Regions from separate parts of the Homo sapiens genome. Here regions 2 and 3 are each linked to region 1. Evidence: read pairs that join two places in POLR2A ChIA-PET (ENCODE). Cell type or tissue: Panc1. All regions are shown on one strand. Region 1 overlaps AHDC1 (AT-hook DNA binding motif containing 1). Region 2 overlaps CD164L2 (CD164 molecule like 2). Region 3 has its middle 6.9 kb from the start of WASF2.

Region 1 (2,500 bases):
ACCTCCCTACTCCTGGCCCAGGTTAGCCCACCCAGGCTCAGGAGCTGCAGAGCCAGGTGAAGCTGCCCTGCCCTGCAGAGGCAACTCCCTGAACTGACACATGAAGCCTGCGGCTCCAGGAAGCTCCCTAGAGCTGAGCCTGCCTGGGGACCCCACCCTACTTCCAAAGGAGCATTCCTGGGGCCTGAGGTCTGGGGGTGGAGTCTCCTGGGATTGTAAGGGTGGGGAGGTACAGCTGTGGGAGGATGCGAGGCTGTGTGTATCCGAATGTAAATGTACAGGGCACTCAAGCTTGTGTGCAAGCAGGTGTGTGTGGAAGGCTCTGTCCTTCCGTGCACATGGGGTAATATACAAGAGTTGTGTAAGTGGACTGGGCTGGGGAGCGTTCAAGGGCTGTGTATGTGGTACCCGGAAGTATGAATATGCAGGATTCTGGGTGTGTACTGGGCAGGTGTGGGGATACTGTGTGTGCCACACTGGATGTCATGTGTGCAAGGGTGCTAGTGTACACTGGAGAGATGTGTGTATAGACAAGATCTGAATACACTGCGATGGTACGGTGTATGCACACGGGGATCTGTGTGTACACTGGCTAAGTGTGTGCTCAGGGTTCTGGGTGCACAGTGGGAGTGATGTGCACATGTGGCTCCATTTGTGCTTTGGAGGTGGGTTGGGCAAGCCTTGAGCTGAGCTGGGCTCAGCAGTGCCCAGCCTTGTGGCCAAATTGCTGAAGTCACTTCCTTTCCAGCAGCAACTTTCCAGGAGGAGGAGTTCTTCAGACCTGGGCGGGGAGCGGGGGGGCGTGGAACAAGGAGCTCTCTGGGGAAGGAGGTGGGCGGGGGTGAGAGGCTGCAGGGAAGGCCTAGTGGGGCTGGAGGAGGGGAGTCCTCCGGGAGACAGAAGGAAAGACAAGGACGGGAGTCTGGAAGGGCCAAGGGCAGGAGGGGAGGGGGGCGGAGCAGGGCGGGAAGCTTAGTCCCTGGGTGACCTCGGAGGGAGGAAGGGAGGGCCGCCGGCAGGGTGACCCTCGGGTCCAGCCAGAGCTGGCGGTGGCGCCCACACACCTGGCACCCAGGGCAGGGGGCTGGCAGGGGGCGGTTCTGGGGCAGACCTGCTTGCCAGGTGCCCTGTTCCAGGGAGGAAGGGGGTGGGCGAGGGTTGCACAAAGGAGCTCTGTGTGGCTGGGGGTAGGGTGGGGTGGGGTGTGCACTGCTGTGCTGTGCTGTGGGGGGGCCCTGATGGCCCCAGGGGGCGGGGCAGGGCCAGCTCCCCTTGGGGGCATCAGTGGCTCCAAGGGGACACCTAGTGGCGAGGGAGAGTAGTGCATCTAGTTGGATGGCTGTTGGTGGGAGGTGGTGACTAGAAGCTGAGAGGAGGATAGATTAGAAGTCAAAAATTAGAACTGATGGTTGGGACTAGGACCGTTGTAGGAGGCTGCAGGGGAGGGCGCTGAATCTCTGGACACCAAAGAAGTTTGATTTACAGAAGCCCAACCTAAATTCAGACACCAGCTTAATTGAATGAGATGGCTGTTTGTTCTTAAGGGCATAACTTAACCTCTCTGTGCCTCTATTTAAATGATGCCAAATGAGTGACAGCTGCCATTATTATTGCCATCATTGTTATTTGTATTATGATATTGTGCCTGGGATCAGGTTGAAAGAAGATATTCAGGTGTTACTGTGTGGGCAGGTAGGCGGCTGAAGGGAAGGAGGTGGACAGAGGTGATGACTAGTCCCTGAGGGACAGATCCTGAGAGATAAGGCCCCTGGAGGAAAAGGGAGGTGATGGGAAGGTCTCAGAGCAGCAGTAATGGCCCCTTTGATGCAGTGTTTTCCATTTGAGGACATCCCAGGGCCTTCGAACCAGGCTGGGAGGGAAATGGTGGGGGAGGAGGAGTGTGCAAGCTGGAGAGAGGGTCATGAGGCCGGAAGTGAGAGCTGGGGCTGGCAGCCTGGCTCCCCTGGGGAGGCAGTGGGTGGGGGAGGGGAAGGAGGGCTGGGGAAGGGGTGGGGTGGTCACAGCCACAGCCGGGGAGGGTGGGGCTGGGGACTCAAGGATGTGGGCTGGCGCTTCCCGGCACTGTGCACAGCAGGTTGGGGCCCCCAGCCCCCTCCCAACCAGCTGGTGTCCCTATGGGCAAGCTCAGACACACTGACCCAACAGCAGACAGGCAGACAGAAGTACCCCTTTGACTTTGTCCACAGACCAGGGCTAGGTGGTACCCTTGGGAGGGGTCCAAGAGAATGGCCGCCGGGGTGTGGTGAGGAGGGGAGCCAGCTGTTTCCCTCAGATCCTGGAGGCTGCAAAAGAGAGCAGTGGCCAGCCTCAGGAGGCCTGGCAGGAGGACGTGCCCAGAGGTCTTCACGGGTGGGTTGAACAGAAGCCACCACCGGAGAGGAGGTTTTTCTCTTCTGCCAAGATCACACCCTCAGGCCCCAGCTGGGAGGTCTCCAGGGCGGGGAAGGCTCGGCTAGCCTGACCCTCAGTAAGGGAGGGA
Region 2 (2,500 bases), 180 kb after region 1:
TCTAGAGTAGGGACAGGGCTGCATCTGAATCGGAAGTTTAGCGGTGAGTGGGGGCTGGGGTCTTGATGGGAGTCAGGGGGTGGGAAGGCTGCTTTGCTATGGATCACCTGTCTCCTCAGCTGCTCACCACCACCCCACCTATGAACCGAAGACAGTCACAACAGGTGAGTACTCCCTGGAGACGGGGCAGTGGGAGGAGCAGAGGTGCAGGGGAAGACAGCTCTGGGCTCAGGCACTGACATGCTCTGTGACCTCGGCCCTGCGCCTTCTCCCTCGGAGCCTGTCTCCGCATCTGTGAAATGGGTTGGATGATGCCTTTCTCATAGAGTTGCTCTGCAGGTTTTATGAGAAGCTGTACAGTGCCCACTTCAGTGTCTGACTCACTGAAGGCAATCAAGAAATGACAGTTCCCATCCCTCCTCCCCATTGCCAGTTCTGGGAACTCAAGGTCACCCCTCGGGACTTGTCCTTGGAGGTGAGGGTGTGTGGCTCGAGTTGCTCAGGAGACATCCTCAGTGCCTGCCTACTGCACCCTCCAGGCCCAGAGAGGGTCACAAGGCGGGTTCCTGGCGGAGTAGAGGCAAGAATGCCACCCTTTGCTTCCCACTCCCTCTCAGGGGCTGGAGGTCACCAGACTTGGCAGGGATGGCTGAAGAGGCCCTTGGTTAATTAAAGCCAGAAACCGATCTCAGAAGCTGAATTATTGATGGCTCAGCTCCCTCAGCTGGAGCCCCGGATCAGCCTCATGTGGCTCATTTCTCCCCTCTTCTGCTCCTCATCCCCCAGCTTCCTTCTCTGGGGCTCCCTGAGCGGGAGCTGGGACCACTGTTTGCCCTTCATATTGTCAGACTCCTTCCACCCCTTACACCTTCTGGGAGGGAGACCCAGTTCAGGCTGGGCCCCTTTCCACTGTCCCAGAATGATCTTCCATCCACCAGCCCTGCCCTGTTCTGGGCACCCAGCCCAGGGCCTGAAATCAAATCCCTGCTAGGAGTGGACAGGTACCGTGGCACAGCTGGGAGCCACCCAGGCATAGCCTGGCAACCATGGCCCTAAAGCCCTACCTTCTAAGGGGCAGAGGAGATGGTCAGGGGACCCTGTGTGAGTCTGGCTATGTCCTGTGAGGTGACTTTGGCCAAGCCTGTCCCTCAGCCATGTTCCCCCTGACACACACTGTCCAGTCCTCGCTTACCCACTTAGCAGGGTGACAGTTGGGGCCTCCACTTCTCCCCCTGCTCCTTCCCTCTCTGAGGGCTCTGACATTGGGTGACACTGAGGTCTTAGGGCTTAGGAGTCCTGAAAAGGGACTATATCGTCTGCATCTTGGCTCTGAACCCTGAGGTCCAAGGCTGAAAGGAATTGTGAGCAGGGGAGGGTCTGAGTTCTGGCTCTGTCTTCACCCTATTGGGCTGGTGAGGCCCAGGGAGGGTGGGAGCCCAGTCACTGGTCCAAGCCACCAATTGGACCATGTGATCATGAGGCCCAGAGAGAATGTGGGTGGCATAAAAGCCACAGAGCAAGCCAGGAGCAGAGCCAGGGCTGGACAGCACCCCACCCTCCCCTGCCACTGTTCCTCCCACCAGGCGCTTCCCAACTGCCTGCGGGATCTGGACTAAACGGAGCCCAGGGTTTAAGCACCCCATATTGAGGACCGGGGCCTCCAGGTTACTTGTGCCAGTTATGAGGGTAGGACTGGGATCCTGGTTCACAGTGACTGCTATGACCCCTGCCCTGCCTCACCCCTGCAGGGAGCCCCCCAGTCCCTGAGGCCCACAGCCCTGGATTTGACGGGGCCAGCTTTATCGGAGGTGTCGTGCTGGTGTTGAGCCTACAGGCGGTGGCTTTCTTTGTGCTGCACTTCCTCAAGGCCAAGGACAGCACCTACCAGACGCTGTGAGTACCTGGCCAGCAGCAAGTACCTGAGTCCCAGCTTACCTCCTGGTTCCTGCCCCACCGTTCCCCTTCAGTACCCAGGGTGCTGTCTTCTCCATGGGCAAGCCCTCAGGACGGTGACAGCGTGCTCCATGTGAGCCACACCCCTTTTGTCTCCTCCAGTTGGGGTGTTTCCTTTGTCAGATGTTGGCTGGGACCAGGACTCAGCCTGGGCCAGTCTAGGAGCCCAGCTGAGCCCTCCTGTGTCTTTTCCCTTCATGCTGCCAGCAGGGAAGAGAACCAGTAGGTGCCAGCCCAGGCAAGCCTGTGGCCCGCGTTTCTGTGGCTGTGGGCAGGAGCTGGGCCTTGTGTCTAGTTGGGTTTTGCTCTGAGAAGGGGAGCTGTGCCTGAGGCCCTCTGTGTGCCGTGTGTGCTGTGGGGCGGGTCGCCACAGCCTGTGTTAAAGTGTTTGCTCTTCCTCTGCTGCCTCCTCTCGAGGCAGGGGGTCCTTGGCTGGCTGAGGCAGTGTCACCTTCCTGAGTGTCCTCTTTGGCCTCTGCAGAATCTGACCCCTTTGGGCCTGGACTCCATCCTGAGGGGAAAGGAGGATGCAGAGGGTGGCCTCTGG
Region 3 (2,500 bases), 60 kb after region 1:
GGTGAGCTGAGATGGCGCCATTGCACTCCAGCCTGGGCAACAAGAGTGAAACTCTGTCTCAAAAAAAAAAAAAAAAAAAAAAAAATTCAAGCAGGATTTTGAAGGTAGGAGGAAAGAGAATAACAGGTACTTACTGAGGGCATAGTACCAATAAAAACAGGCTGGGCACGGTGGCTCACGCCTGTAATCCCAGCACTTTGGGAGGCCGAGGTGGGCAGATCACGAGGTCGGGAGTTCGAGACGAGCTTGGCCAACATGGTGAAACCCCATCTTCAAAAAATACAAAAATTAGCTGGGCATGGTGGTGGGTGTCTGCAATCTTAGCTACTCAGGAGGCTGAGACGTGAGAATCACTTAAACCCAGGAGGCGGAGATTGCAGTGAGCTGAGATCATGCCACTGCACTCCAGCCTGGGTGACAGAGCGAGACTCCATCTCAAAAAAAAAAAAAAAGAAAAATCATAATCATCAGCAGCAGCATCATCATCATGGGAACTATCACTAAATGTGCCATAGTGTGATGAGTAAGAGCACAGATTAAGCTCTACCCCTTACTGGCTGTGTGAGCATGTGCAAGTTATAGAAATCTCCTTGTGCCTCAGTTTCCTCATCTGCAAACTGGGGTTAGTAATAATATCTACCGTATCAGGAGTTAAATAGGTAAATATATGCAAGGTGCTGAGAACTATGCCAGGTACACATGGGCACTGTGTATTTCCTATCACTGTTATTGCTGAACACTTTGGTCCTGCCAGGCAGTTTTATCTGCCATCTCACTTGGTCCTCACAGCAGCCTGAGAGACAGGGATTATTGTCCCCTTTTACAAAGAAATGAGGCGTAAACAGGCCAGGCAGCTTGCTAAGGTCACTTGCTGGGTAAGTGGCAGGAATGGGATTTGAACCTAGGTCTCTCTGCCCCTCCCACCCACCCCATTTCCCTGACTGTGGAACCTGCCTGAAGGAGGAGGAGGAGGAGGAGGAGGAGGAGGAGGAGGAAGAGGAGGAGATGGCATAGTGGGAAGGCAGGGAGGCTTCACCGAGCTGGGGCCTTGGAAGCAGAGCAGCAGGCATTTTTTCCAGAGCTTTCATTTCCGTCTGCTTCTTCTAAGCAGGTGAAAAACCCCACAGAGGACCCTTCCCTGAGTACCCCCGCCCCCACCCTATTTCCTCCCCCACCCAGCACTGCCTCTGTCCCCCACACTGGGAGCGGGGAGGTCAGGCATGCAGCGTGGGGGATGCAGGGGAGGGGAGTGAGGAGGTGGGGGAGCATCATTCCAGATCCTTCCCCTCAGCAACCCTCTCTTCCCCATCAAAGGCGCTCAGGGAGGAGAGAGCATTCCAGGTGGAAGGAATGGCAAATGCAAAGGCTGCAGATTAAGGATGTGGAGGTGGGGAAAGCCTGCGAGCTTGGCTGGAACCGAGGTTCGTGGCCCCCTGGGATTGCTCAGTGAAGAACTTGCTTGACGAGAGAAAGAGAGAGAGAGAGAGAGACTGTGGACCTAGCAAGAGCTGAGGATGCCAGAGGGAGGGGGGTGACCTGGAGATCATTCTGGGCTCTGAGTACAGTGCTCTCCACCCTTCTCCCCTCAGATGGGGGTCAGGGAGAGGGGAGGGGTGATTCTTCCTGGTCCCTATGCTTTGTTGCTCCCCCTGGAATTCCTTAGCTGACTGCACTCTGTCAGTTCCGTACCCAGTGCTGGCTCATAGCTTTTTAACACATTCTCTCATTGCATTTGTATTTTCTCTTCAGCTCCATGAGACTAGTTTTATTCACTCCATTTTATAGGTTAGAAAACTGAGGCTCAGCTAGGTTGTTTTTTTGTTTTTTTGTTTTTTTTTGTGGGGGCGGGGCGGGGAACGGAGTTTCACTCTGTTTGGCTGGAGTGCAGTGGCGCGATCTCGGCTCACTGCAACCTCTGCCTCCCGGGTTCAAGCAATTCTCTTGCCTCAGCCTCCTGAGTAGCTGGGATTACAGGCGCCCACCACCATGCCCAGCTAGTTTTTGTATTTTTATTTTTATTTAAGAAAAAATGTTTTTTGAGCCGGAGTCTCGCTCCGTCGCCCAGGCTGGAGTGCAGTGGCATGATCTCCGCTCACTGCAACCTTCGCCTCCCAGGTTCAAGCGATTCTCCTGCCTCAGCCTCCCGAGTAGCTGGGACTACAGGCGCGTGCCACCACGTCTGGCTAATTTTTTTGTATTTTTAGTAGAGACGGGGTTTCACCATATTGGCCAGGATGGTCTTGATCTCTTGACCTCGTGATCCGCCTGCAGCTGAGATTACAGGTGCCTGCCACCACGCCCAGCTAATTTTTGCATTTTTAGTAGAGACAAGGTTTCACCATGTTTGTCAGGCTGGTCTCGAACTCCTGACCTCAGGCAATCCGCCCGCCTCGGCCTCCCAAAGTGCTGGGATTACAGGCATGAGCCACTGTGCCTAGCCCTGTTTTTTACATTTTTATCTATTTATTTATTTATTTTGAGCCTAGGTTAGGAAACTGGC

The links. ChIA-PET counts read pairs that join two places held together with the same protein. Peaks named below come from ENCODE experiments on the same cell type or tissue, not always from the same donor. Only the 100,000 strongest peaks of a DNase experiment are listed, where the experiment ranks them.
Region 2: POLR2A ChIA-PET joins it to region 1 with 10 read pairs; 3 of 35 experiments call an interaction of 5 or more read pairs at or near these places.
Region 3: POLR2A ChIA-PET joins it to region 1 with 12 read pairs; 20 of 35 experiments call an interaction of 5 or more read pairs at or near these places.

Annotation. Positions count from the first base shown.
Region 1 is chr1:27,555,719-27,558,218 of GRCh38, reverse strand. All of the region lies in intron 5 of AHDC1 (AT-hook DNA binding motif containing 1), which reads left to right. Among named protein-coding and RNA genes, the nearest start is that of AHDC1, 47 kb to the left of the region's middle. RefSeq lists enhancers at 648-737, 2,249-2,500. In Panc1, a CTCF peak has its summit at 1,314 (motif pointing left); no DNase peak of the experiment used is centred here; H3K27ac peaks cover 428 bases.
Region 2 is chr1:27,379,444-27,381,943 of GRCh38, reverse strand. It overlaps CD164L2 (CD164 molecule like 2), which reads left to right. Exons shown (of 6, transcript NM_001330448.1): 4 at 120-164; 5 at 1,749-1,893; 6 at 2,435-2,500. The coding sequence ends at 2,441. Among named protein-coding and RNA genes, the nearest start is that of CD164L2, 2.6 kb to the left of the region's middle. In Panc1, no CTCF peak of the experiment used is centred here; no DNase peak of the experiment used is centred here.
Region 3 is chr1:27,495,826-27,498,325 of GRCh38, reverse strand. No RefSeq gene overlaps it. Among named protein-coding and RNA genes, the nearest start is that of WASF2, 6.9 kb to the right of the region's middle. In Panc1, no CTCF peak of the experiment used is centred here; no DNase peak of the experiment used is centred here.